Regions from separate parts of the Homo sapiens genome. Here region 2 is linked to region 1. Evidence: chromatin loops called from intact Hi-C (ENCODE). Cell type or tissue: IMR-90. All regions are shown on one strand. Links, peaks and the distances in the headings refer to the core of each region. The heading gives the core; the rest is flanking DNA.

Region 1 (6,030 bases), core at 629-5,628:
TTCCTCTTCCTTACCTGCTGCCACCTCCCAAGCCTCTGAGACGTCTGCCACGTTGATGCCTTGGCATTCCCCACTCGACTTGCCAGGTCAGTTACCATTTGCCCGCCATGTTTCCACCTCCAGCATCATGTTGCCATTATCTCACTTGTTCTCCTCACTTTCAAGGATTGATGGATTTTAAGGATTCCTTTACTGTATTTTTGGTGGAGGCTTAGGAGGAAATAAAATCACATGTGGGTCCAATCCATTATCTTTACTAGTATTTCATTAAGAAATGTATAGCCCAGTTTTTTCTTGATTTTTTTTTTTTTTTTTTTGGAGACGGAGGCTTGTGCTCTTTTGCCCAGGCTGGAGTGCAATGACGCGATCTCGGCTCACTGCAACCTCCACCTCCTGGGTTCAAGCACTTCTCCTGCCTCAGCCTCCTGAGTAGCTGGGACTACAGGCACACACCACCACGCCTGGCTAATTTTTTTGTATTTTAGTAAAGACAAGGTTTTACTGTCTTGCCCAGGCTGGTCTCGAACTCCTGAGCTCAGGCAATCCGCCTGCCTCAGCCTCCCAAAATGCTAGGATTACAGGCATGAGCCACTGTGCCTGGCCAATTTTGATTCTTTAAAAATAACATTTTTACAGGCCAGGCGTGGTGGCTCACACCTGTAATCCCAGCACTTTGGGAGGCCAAGGCAGGTGGATCACGAGGTCAGGAGATCGAGACCATCCTGGCTAACAAGGTGAAACCCCGTCTCTACTAAAAATACAAAAAATTAGCCGGGCGCGGTGGCGGGCGCCTGTAGTCCCAGCTACTCGGGAGGCTAAGGCAGGAGAATGGCGTGAACCCGGGAAGCGGAGCTTGCAGTGAGCCGAGATTGCGCCACTGCAGTCCGCAGTCCAGCCTGGGCGACAGAGCGAGACTCCGTCTCAAAAAAAAAAAAAAAAAAAAAATTTTTGTTGGGGGATGGAGTTACTTCCAAATAAGAAGTGTGCTTGTGATGTAACCGGAGGTGACATTAACTCCTCAACAAGCTTTTCCGTCATGACTCACTCCTGCCAGTTTCCCAAGGGACGGATCCCAGTGGTGGTCAAGGCACAGGTGTGAATTTATGCCAGGACGATATGTGAGCATCGTAACTCAAGCCAACAGATAAGTGATGAGGGCTTTTTGAGATCCATCATCCTATTAGACATGCGGCCCTGAACACAGTGTGTAACGCGGACACGGGGCCTGTGCTGGAGCACGCGGTGCTGGGGAGAGCCTGCAGCACACTTTCTGCTGTATCCAGCAGCGGGGCACTGAGCAGCCAACTTTCTGTAACTGTAAAATCAAGCTTGAAAGTTTGCAAATGCTTGTTTTTTGGTTTCAAAGAATCTTATTTTGTGAAAGCAGATTTTTAAAGTTTTTAAAGCAGATATTCACTGCCTGAATGAATACCTCTCACATACCACAGTGAGCATGACTGAAAGTTTACACCATTAGCTAAACCCTGGGAAAAACTAATGCAGTGAGTCAGAGTTTCTGGTGAGGGAGGCACATCTCTTGCCTGTTTACAGTAGTATTCAACAATTGGGGGCAGCCCTTCCATATGATGCCATTTAAATACCACAAGTTATGGGCCAGGTGCGGTGGCACACACCTGTAATCCCAGCACTTTGGGAGGCTGAGGCGGGCAGGTCACTTGAGATCAGGAGTTTGAGACCAGCCTGGGCAACATGGTGAAACGTCGTTTCTATTAAGTATATAAAAATTGGCTGGGTGTGGTGGCGCACACCTGTAATCTCAGCTACTCAGGAGCCTGAGGCAGGAGAATCGCTTGAACCTGGGAGGTGGAGGTTGCAGTGAGCCGAGATCGCGCCACTGCACTCCAGGCTAGGTGACAGAGTGAGACTCCATCTTAAAAAATAATAATAAATAAGTAAATAAATAAATATCACAAGTTATGTACTGATTCTGAAAAAGCAACATAACCACCAAACACAATTTATTCCTTATGTTCCAAGTGTATTTGGTAGTTTTGTTCACCCTCATAACAGCCAAACCTGAGTTTAAGAACAGTAAGAATAGTGACTTGCAGAGATTTGTTCCAATTGTTACAACAAGAATGGATGTTAACTCATCTTTTCCAGATACAAGTCATCAAACCTGGACAATGTTATCAATTAATTCCAAATGAGAGAACCGGCCTTTTGATACTGATGTTATATTAGAAAGGATGATTTTCCTATACTTTCATATAAATGCCATGGATCTCTTACTTTTTGATGAATTAACCTTTGTGTAGCGACTACAGTTTGAAAGCACTACTACACATTCATAGATGCAGTTCCAGGCAGTTTGAGCCCACAAAGGCATTTATAACTTAAGCAGAAACCAAACAGAAGTAAATATTTTTAATAGAGTTAACAAATCTTCATAAAAACCAATCATTTAAAACTAAATGTTTTGAAGCTCTAAAGCCAGTCAGGCTCCGGGGAGGATGCAGATGATCCCCTCAGGCCACTGAGAAACTTTTAATCAGGGATCACAAGTATTAGAGAGGTATAGGGGAGGTTCAGGGGACCAACACAAGGTGAGAAGCAATTCCCTGGCAAGGCCTGAGAGGCAAGGGGTGGGAGCAGGCAGGGAGCCCTGGGAGAGCAGGAGGTGGCCGGCAGCCTTCAGACAGGAACTGCGGCCCTGAGTGGAGGCAAAGAACTCAGCAGCTGCTGCACCTCTTGAGTAGGGAACCTGGGGGTAGGAGAAGGAAATGCATGGTCTGAATCCTCTCTCTCTTGCCCTCATCTCCTGCCAGTCCCTCCCACTAGCAGGACCAACCAGAAGTTTCCCTGGTTAAAAAGCCAGGCGAGAAGGGTGGAGAATACCCAGTGTGCACAGATCTCTGAAATGAGAACTACTACTGCTCTATTTTAGGAGAAACAAAATTCTTTCTGTGTGATTGTATACCTTGAGAGCCAAGAAGAAGAGTCCGAACAGCTAACAGTCCAGTAAAGTGGCCACATGGAAACAACCCATGAAAATCCATAGCTTCCGGGCCACTACTGTAATCAGAAAAGACACCAAGAAGAATATTCCATTCTCAGTAGCAACCTGGAAAGAAACTGAATTGTAACTGAGGAGTAGGACTTACATGAAGAAAACTACCACACTATACCCTACTATTGAAACACAAGAAAATGCGAACGAAAGTAGAGAGAAGCCGTTTTCCTCAAAGACGTCATCTCAAATTTATTTTTACATTCCCATCATGCTTGGCATGTAGAATGTGATCAGTACATATTTGTTGAATGACAAAATGAGGGGATAAATAAACTTTCCCTAAGATGTGTATGTAGACGTTTGAAAATAGAAGTCTGTCGCTGATGTTTCTGTCCACCAGGAGTCAGGCTTCAGCCAGGAAAGAGTGAGCCAGTGTCTGAGCTGTCTCTCACCAGGCCTTCCACCAGCTCCAGGTCACCAGGTTCAGGCCAAGACTGAGTTTCAGTATTTGTCGTTAACCTGGTAGATAAATAAACAGTTTTAAAGTAGAGCTTATGTATTTGTCTGATTGCAAAAGTAATACATGATCATTGCACATAGGTACAGGAGCAGATGCAAAAAAAAAAAAAAGCAGATAAAAGATAGTAAAAATCAACTTTAACATTTAATATTTTTTCTCAGTGATAACCACTGTAAACATTTTAGTGTATGTCCTTTGGGAATTTTTTCCAATGAGTGTGTGTGTGTGTGTGTGTGTGTGTGTGTGTATGTATGACTACACCATCTGTTTATAGCTTGCTGTTTCTCACCCCCTCACATGATTTCTTACATGCAGAATTAGTCTCTTAGCGTATGACTTTTCATGGTTGAGTTGGAGCCACCACCAGGGAGCTGCACCCTTCCGGTGGTGCACCCCACCAGCCGTGCCATCCACAGAGGGTAGGACACACCAGACACCTAGTAGCTGGATTTATTTATTATATTTTATTTTATTTTTGAGATGGAGTCTCACTCTGTCGCCCAGGCTAGAGTGCAGTGGTGCAATCTCGGCTCACTGCAACCTCTGCCTCCCAGATTCAAGCAGTTCTCCTGCCTCAGCCTCCCGAGTAGCTGGAATTACAGGCACCTGCCACCATGCCCAGCTCATTTTTGTATTTTTAGTAGAGACAGGGTTTCACCATGTTGGTCAGGCTGGTCTCGAACTCCTGACCTCAGGTGATTCACCCACCTCAGCCTCCCAAAGTGCTGGGATTACAGGCATGAGCCACCGTGCCCGGCCTAGAACTGGATTTAATAAGAGAAACAGAGAGCCTCACACCACTCTCCCCTCCTTCAGCACCCTGCCTCCAGGGTTCTTTCGGCTCGCTAGCCAACCACACTTGGTGAGGTGCGTGGGTCCAGGAGTCTGTCTGCTCGGGTTCAAATCCTATCTGAGCCACCTCACCCCGTGACCTTGGTCAAGGTTATTTTCTTTTCCCTCATCTTTAAAATGGGTATCAAAATATTACTTAATCACAATGGAGATTACATGATTCAAATCTGGCATTGCTCAAAGTCATGTCCGGCACACAGTCCATACATGCTGGGTATTGCCATGACTCATTCTCCCCACCCCAGTTCAAGCATCGCTTTCCTCTCAAAGCCTGCGCTGAGCCCTCAGGCTAAGCTTCCCAGCCCAGCGCTGTGCAGCCCCAGGTGCTATTGCTCACCTGGGCTCTGAGCCATTGTGGTGTTCCAGGGCCTTAGGTGGTTATGGACCGGGCACTGCTCTCTCCCTCTGGGCTCTCCCTGGACGCCAGCCTGCATCTCTTTCATTTTCTTCGCTCAGGGGACAGGCTGAACTTGGGGACTGCGGAGGCCTGCAGTCTTCCAAGCACACTTGCTGCTTCATTTTGGCTGGCAGCAGTAATTGCAAACATGTATTCCCTGCCTGCCATATGCTGGGCACCATGCAAAATGTTTTCCATATGTGATCTCAATTTCCAAAAAGACTATATAAGCCGGTGCTGTTAGTACGTCTATTTTACATGGAGAAAAGGCGCACACAACTTAAGATGGCAAAGTGACTTCCTGAGAGTCAGCAGGATGGAAACCCCCAGAGCCGGCCCTGCCCGGCCACCTTGCCAGTGGCTCCAGGTTCTTACATGCATCAGAATCACCTGGAGGACTCGCTAAAAATCCCAGAATTTCTAATTCAGTCCATCTTCAATGGGGCCTAAGAATTTGTGTTTCCAACTATAAGTTCTCAGGTGGTGCTAACGGGGCTGGTCCACACGGACCACACTTTGAGAACAACTTCACCGTGCTATGTGACCTGCCATCAATAGCCTAGAAATAAGTTTTTGGTGGCAAACAGGCTCTTTTCAGACTCATCTCCTGCCTCTCTACCTGTAGCTGTCATTTATCTTTTCTTCCTTGCTCTAAACACATTCAGTGACTTATGAGGCCTTAAGGAGGTCCTGAGTCTCCATGCCACCTGGGCTTGCCTCCTTTGTCCCCCTCCCCTGTCATTCCTTCTGACACCAGCTGCTGCTTCTCTCCAGGTGTTTGTCATCCACACTTGAAATTGCTGCATGGGTGGGGAACATGGCTGCTGTGTGGCTGTGTGGGCAGGGCAAGGCCCAGGGGGCCTGGCTGAGGGCCGACAGTGAGCAGGCAGAAATCCAGAGGAGAGGATGTCTTTTTCTGTCTCACAAAGGCACACGTGGGCTAGCTGGGCTCTGAGGAAAGAGAGAGGCTTTTGAGCAAGTCCGTTTATGCTTCTTGCCTATTTTGCTTTAGCTTGTGGCTTCCGGTGAAAACACGCCTTCTTACTCATTTGGCTCCTTACTGAGGAATAAAATATACGAATTCCACTCCGTAGCCTGCAAATTCTCTACCTGTCTCATCGCCTCCTCACTGTTGCAGGTAGTTGAGACAAGTACAGTGGAACAGAAAGTCTGTTGGGCCAAGAATAGACTTTCTGGTATGAGATTCCCCAAGTGTGGGGAATGGTGAATGTCAGAAGCTTGAGTAGCAAGTGCACACATGGGGCGGGTCTCTTGTCACTTGTACTG
Region 2 (6,030 bases), core at 454-5,453, 160 kb after region 1:
GTCTTTCCTCTCATTGATCGCATTCAGTCTCATGGCTTTAAACACAATATCACACCAAATTTACCTCCCGCCTGGGCCTCTGCCCTGTCCTTGGGCCTCCTGCATTTTACTGCCCACCTGCACCTATGTTTGGACATAAAAGAAACTCCCAGCGCCACCTGTAATGCGGCACTCCGTAGATCCTCCAAGTCGGCTCTGTCTACTGCAACTCTGCCCATCTCAGCTGAGGGCAGTGCCACTGTCCAGTGGTCAAAAGCCCTGGAGTGCCCCTGACTCCTGTCTTTCTCTCACACCCTGTGTCTGACTCACTGGCAAATTATATTGGCTCTACCTCGAGAATATAACAAAATCTGACCTGTTCCTTCTGCCTCTGCTGCTACCAGCCTAGCCCTGGAATATTGTGATAATATGATTGTGATTGTTCCCAGCACAGTGGCCAGAGGGGCCCGGTAGAACCTAAGGCAGATCACATTGTTCTTTGGCTGGACACCCTTCCCTGGCTCCCCATTTACTCGGAGCAGGAGCTGAAAGTCCCTAAAAAGCCTGGAATTGTGATAAGAGCTCGTCCCCAGTTCCCTCTCCCTTTGCTTATCTGCTACAGTCACAGAGGCCTCCTCACTGCACTGCCAGCAAACCCAGTTCATCTCATCTCTACGCAGTAAGCTTGTCCTCCAGAACCTGGAGAGTGAACTTCTGCCTCTTTACGGTCTTTGTTCAAAAACCACCTTGGCAGAGAAGCTGTCCTTGATAGATCTTACCTGACCCTACACTCCCACCCCAAACACAGATTCCTATCCCCTCCCTTGGTATGTCTCTGTACCATTTACCACTGTCTAATATGCTCCTATTTTCTTATTTATGCTTGCTGTCTCTCCCCCAAGAAAACATAAGCTTCACCAGGGCAAGCATGCTTTGCTTGTTTTGTGCATGGCTGAAAAATACCTAGCACCATGCCTGATACATAGAAGACACTCAGTCAGGTTAGGCATGGTGGCTCATGCCTGTAATCCCACCATTTTGGGAGGCTGAGGCAGACGGATCACCTGAGGTCAGGAAATCGAGACCAGCCTGGCCAACATGGTGAAACCCCACCTCTACTAAAAATAGAAAAATTAGCTGGGCATGGTGGTGCGCTCCTGTAATCCCAGCTACTCGGGAGGCTGAGGTAGGAGAATCACTTGAACCCGGGAGGCAGAGGTTGCAGTGACCCAAGATTGCACCGCTGCACTCCAGCCTGGGAGACAGACCGAGACTCCATCTCAAAAAAAAAAAAAAAAAGGCACTCAGTCAATCTCTGCTGAATAAATGATAAATGCATAAACGAATTAATGAGCTGGGATGCTAAAAAGGCCAGGCAACATTTACACATCTCACCAGAAAAAACTGCACTGGTCACCAACCCCAGCCAGCCAATGAGAAAGACTGGAGGCCAGGAACCACACCCCATCCAACAATCCCCCTCAGTTCCTGACTCGGAGCTGCTCCTGTGAGTTGAGTAAATACCCTGCAATAGGCACAGTCAAAGACGCCGTATGGTCCCCAGTCTCTGGTGTAGCACATTCTTCTGTGTTAAATGGAATAAATAAAATACACTGCGGCGGCAGCTTTCTGCTTTCACGTGGTAGAGGCTCGCCTGGGCTGGCCCTTAGCCTTTGGCTAGAGCAGTCTCCTGGGCCTCGGCTGCCCCACTCATTTCCTTGGCCAGCAGTAGGCATGTTTCTTCCATAACTGACCAGACAGGAACTATTTTCCGGTTTGTGGCTACATGTACCATCTCCGTCACAACGACTCAGCTGTTGTTACAGGATGAAATAAGTAAGTAAATAAGCATGGGCCAGGCGTGGTGGCTCACGCCTGTAATCCCAGCACTGTGGGAGGCCCGGGCAGGTGGATCACCTGAGGTCAGGAGTTCGAGACCAACCTGACCAACATGGTGAAACCCCGTCTCTACTAAAAATGCAAAAATTAGCCGGGCATAGTGGCACACACCTGTAATCCCAGCTACTCAAGAGGCCACGGCAGGAGAATCACCTGAACCCGGGAGGCGGAGGCTGCAGTGTTCCGAGATGGCACCACTGCACTCCAGCCTGGGCAACAAGAGAGAAACTCTGTCTTGGAAAAAATAAAAAATAAAAAAAAAAAATAAGCATGGCTGTGTTTCAGTAAACCTTTAAAAAAAATTAGGTGGTGGGCTGGCTTTGCTGTAGGCTGAAGTTTGCTGACCCCTGCCTTCAGTAATTCCTCCCTGCACCCCTTCAGGGTCCAAAGCCTCCAATCTTGCAATATAAAAAGATCTAACCTTAGTGACTGAATGATTCACTAAATACACAATTATATAGACAAGTTCCAGTTTATATAGAAGGTAATGAAATTAAAATAAGAATCTGTATCAACTCAAAATCTGTGCCCTTGGAGGTACACCTCTGGCCTCAGGCTGGTACGCTCAATACTGCAGCCCCTTCCTTCACCCTTCTTCACTGCAGAACTCAGAAAGCATGACGGGATTCCACATCTCCCCAAACCCACAAGACCTATAGTTCTGGCCTACACCATATAGAAAGCAGCTTTCCCTTTCTGAAACGCAGAACCACTAAGGGGAAGGTTTAGGCTCCCCTCCCCTCCCTTGTTCCTCCCCCTCCCTGCCACCGGGACTGCTGAAGCCAGCTCAGCCATCTTGTGACCATGAGGAAGAAGGCGACGTGCTGAGAATGGTGGAGCCGCCTCCCTGGGATCATCGCCCCAGTGCCAGACCAGCCCAGGTCTCACCTGCCTCCAGACCTCCTAGCAGGGGAGATGAGCTCCTAGGAGATAAACCATGGTGAACCGGGGTTTCTGTTATCTGTAGTCAAAGCCCTTGTACATCTTGTTAATCATTAAATTTTAAAGAGAGAAATTATTTTGCCAGGGGAAAATAGCACAGTTCATTTCAGAATAAAGCTTCAAAGAAAATAATTCTTTCTGAATTGCGAGGAGAACAGACAATGAAAATAAATTTCTTGAAAAACTGAAGGCTCAAGTTCAAGTTAGCCTGGAAGATCTAACTATGGTCAATGATCAAGAATACACTGTAATTAATCTATTCTGTTTACTTTGTCTATGTTCAAAAATTTCTATAGTTAAAGAAAAACAAAACAAGAGACAATAAAGAAGATTCAGTGAGAGGAAGATAAAGGGCCATCAGCAAATGACATCTTCCACGCTGGAGGTGGTTAATCTCAGTGTCTATCTACATGTTTGGTTTGGTTGTTTTAAAACAAAAATCTGTACTTATCCTTACTATCAAGAGAGGACTGAATATCACTCATCGGTTCAGCATTTACTAAGCACCAGCTACGTGTCTGGCACTTGTCAGAGAGTCCTCCCTGCTCAGCCTCAATTCAGCAGGCTGAGTTGTTCCGCTCCTGCAGTGTGGCACGGAGGCCAGCAGGAGGCGCGGTAGCGGGGCTTCCCGGGACGCCGCCAGAAAGAAAGGAGTGGGTAGGTCCTGATGGGAATGAAGCTAGAGAAAAGGAGGAAATGTCCGCTAGAAGATGGCACGCCATATCTGGAGTCTGAGCTTTAAGACCTTGATCGAGCCTGAGGGCTGCAGCTTCAGACTTGCCCTGTAGGTGGCAGGGCGGATGCCAGGCGCCCAGGGACACGAGGCCACCCAATGGATGTCAAGCAGGAGGGGCAGGGACAGAAAGGCCCCACGGCTGCAGACGCGGGAGGCCCCGAGCCGGAGACGCTCGTGTGAACACAGGCGCTGCTCCTGTCACGGCCCCTTACTCGCCTTGCTGACTTTAAACAGTCTCTCCTCGGTGTTCTCCTTGTCAAACTGTTCATCCCAGTTTCCTCTGAAATAGACAGCATTCACCAGAACCAGCCTTGTCAATGGATCCACTGAGCCCGGAGAGAGCAACTCCGCAATTTTACCTGAGCGGAAGAATTCAAGACCGCATTAGATAGGGGCGGCTGCGGATCCCCGACACATCAGGAATCGGCTGGGGCCTTCTCCTTCAGCAGTCAAGTGCACGGATAGAGAGTTCCACTGTCCCCCAAATATAAAGGGATACGTGTCCTTAAAGCAAAACAACAAAATCTTCTGGTACGAAAAACATCATCAATTGAATAAAACACACAAAGTGAACAAATATGCGTTAATTATGCAGGATGAGTTCCTAACACATGAGATAAGAAGCAATCATGGGTGCCTATGACTTAAAGACAAGAACTTAAAGGATTATCAAAAAGGTGGGCAGTCAGAAGATGTTCTTTACAAGCTTAAAGAACAGTTAGGCCAGACACAGTGGCTCACACCTATAATTCCAGCAGTTTGGGAGGCTGAGGTGTGAGGATCACTTGAGGCCAGGAGTTTGAGACCAACCTGGACAACATAGTGAGGCCTTGTCTCTTAAAAAAAAAATTTATTAAAATTAGCTGGGCATGGTGGTGCTACCTGTAGTCCCAATTACTTGGGAGACTGAAGCAGGAGGACCGCTTGAGCACAAGAATTGATGCTGTAATCCCAGCACTTTGGGAGGCCAAGGCGGGTGGATCACGAGGTCAAGAGATTGAGATCATCCTGGCCAACATGGTGAAAACCTGTCTCTACTAAAAAATACAAAAATTAGCAGGGCATGGTGGCACGTGCCTGTGATCCCAACTACTTGGGAGGTTGAGATAGGAGAATCACTTGAACCTGGGAGGCAGAGGTTGCAATGAGCCAAGATTGCACCATTGCACTCCAGCCTGGGCAATAAGAGCAAAACTCCATCTCAAAGAAAAAAAAAGAAAATTGAGGCTGCAGTGAATTGTGATTGTGTCACTGCATTCCAGCCTAGGTGACAGAGGGAGACCTTGTCTCAAAAAAAAAAAAAAAAAAAGTTTAAATTAAGAACCACAGATAGACCAGGGCGTGACCCAGTGTCCCACAGCAATGCATGGCAACTGTAGACTGTGCTACCCAAGAGGGAGGCAGCTTGAGATCCACACTGCGAATTTTTTATGTTACTTGTGAAAGGAAAAACTATATTAACATTAACACACTAACCCCCTCCTCAAAATTAAAACGTGGATTGATCCAGAAGAGGTATACCAAACACTGAAAGGCATCACGGGTACACCAAGGAAACAGGGAGAAATCAGAGAGAACAGAACACATTGAGCATTTCCAAAATGTCAAATAATGGCAACTGATTTCAGAAGCAGATTTTTTAAGTTTGCAGTTATTCAGAGAAAAAAAAATCATTCCTGTTTACAATTGACAGTCTTGTGAAGGAACTGACAATAAAATGGATTAAGAGGTTATTACAAAAGTAGAATAACAATACATTTTCACCTTCTGTCTTTTCAGCTACCCAGGTGTTTATGTGTTTTCTGGACTTCTCTACGGCGCTGATAAAGTCAAGCTCCTCCATCTCTGCTTGGTAGAATTTTTGGCAGGAATCTCTAAAAGACTAGGATAGACAGAGTGACATAACTGCCTGGCTACAAAAATGATGAACACCAACGGCCTACTTCTTCATTGCACCAAGTCAGAAAATCTATAATTTTATGATTGACATACATAATTTACAAATAAATATGAGGACTTAACCTAAACTACAACTTCCTAGCTTTAGCTATATTTAATCCTAGCTTAAAAACTAAGTCAAGGTCAGGTACTGTGGCTTACACTTGTAATCCCAGCACTTTGGGGGGCCGAGGCGGGTGGATCGTGTGAGCTCAGGAGTTCGAGACCAGCCTGGCCAACATGGCGAAAGCCCGTCTCTACTAAAAATACAAAAATTAGCCATGTATGGTGGCATGCACCTGTAATCCCAGCTACTTGGGAGGCTGAGGCAGGAGAATCACTTGAACCCAGAAGGCGGAGGTTGCAGTAAGCCGAGATCAGGCCACCACACTCCAGCCTGGGCGACAGAGCGAGATTCTGTCTCAAAAAAAAAAAAACAAAAAAAAAAAAGCAAAAAACACTAAGTTGAATCAGTCTCTGAATATCAAACGAACTTCACCAACTGCTGGATCCTTTAAGGGAGCAGCCATGCATCA

What was found. A loop is a pair of places that touch in the nucleus more often than their neighbours do. Peaks named below come from ENCODE experiments on the same cell type or tissue, not always from the same donor. Only the 100,000 strongest peaks of a DNase experiment are listed, where the experiment ranks them.
Region 2: a loop joins it to region 1, with 11 times the contacts of the local background. A loop is called at or near these places in 3 of 110 quality-filtered maps.

What each region holds. Positions count from the first base shown.
Region 1 is chr6:2,787,994-2,794,023 of GRCh38, forward strand. LOC124901241 (a long non-coding RNA gene) reads right to left here. Exons shown (of 3, transcript XR_007059408.1): 3 at 3,198-3,493. Among named protein-coding and RNA genes, the nearest start is that of WRNIP1, 26 kb to the left of the region's middle. RefSeq lists an enhancer at 3,242-3,536 and a silencer at 3,242-3,536. In IMR-90, for the core only: CTCF peaks have their summits at 2,725 and 3,370 (motif pointing right); DNase peaks (open chromatin) are centred at 1,038, 1,478, 2,778, 3,278 and 1 weaker place; H3K4me3 peaks cover 806 bases; H3K27ac peaks cover 2,945 bases.
Region 2 is chr6:2,949,272-2,955,301 of GRCh38, forward strand. It overlaps SERPINB6 (serpin family B member 6), which reads right to left. Exons shown (of 7, transcript NM_004568.6): 4 at 5,321-5,438; 5 at 3,773-3,915. Among named protein-coding and RNA genes, the nearest start is that of SERPINB6, 19 kb to the right of the region's middle. In IMR-90, for the core only: a CTCF peak has its summit at 3,443 (motif pointing right); a DNase peak (open chromatin) is centred at 3,520; H3K27ac peaks cover 321 bases.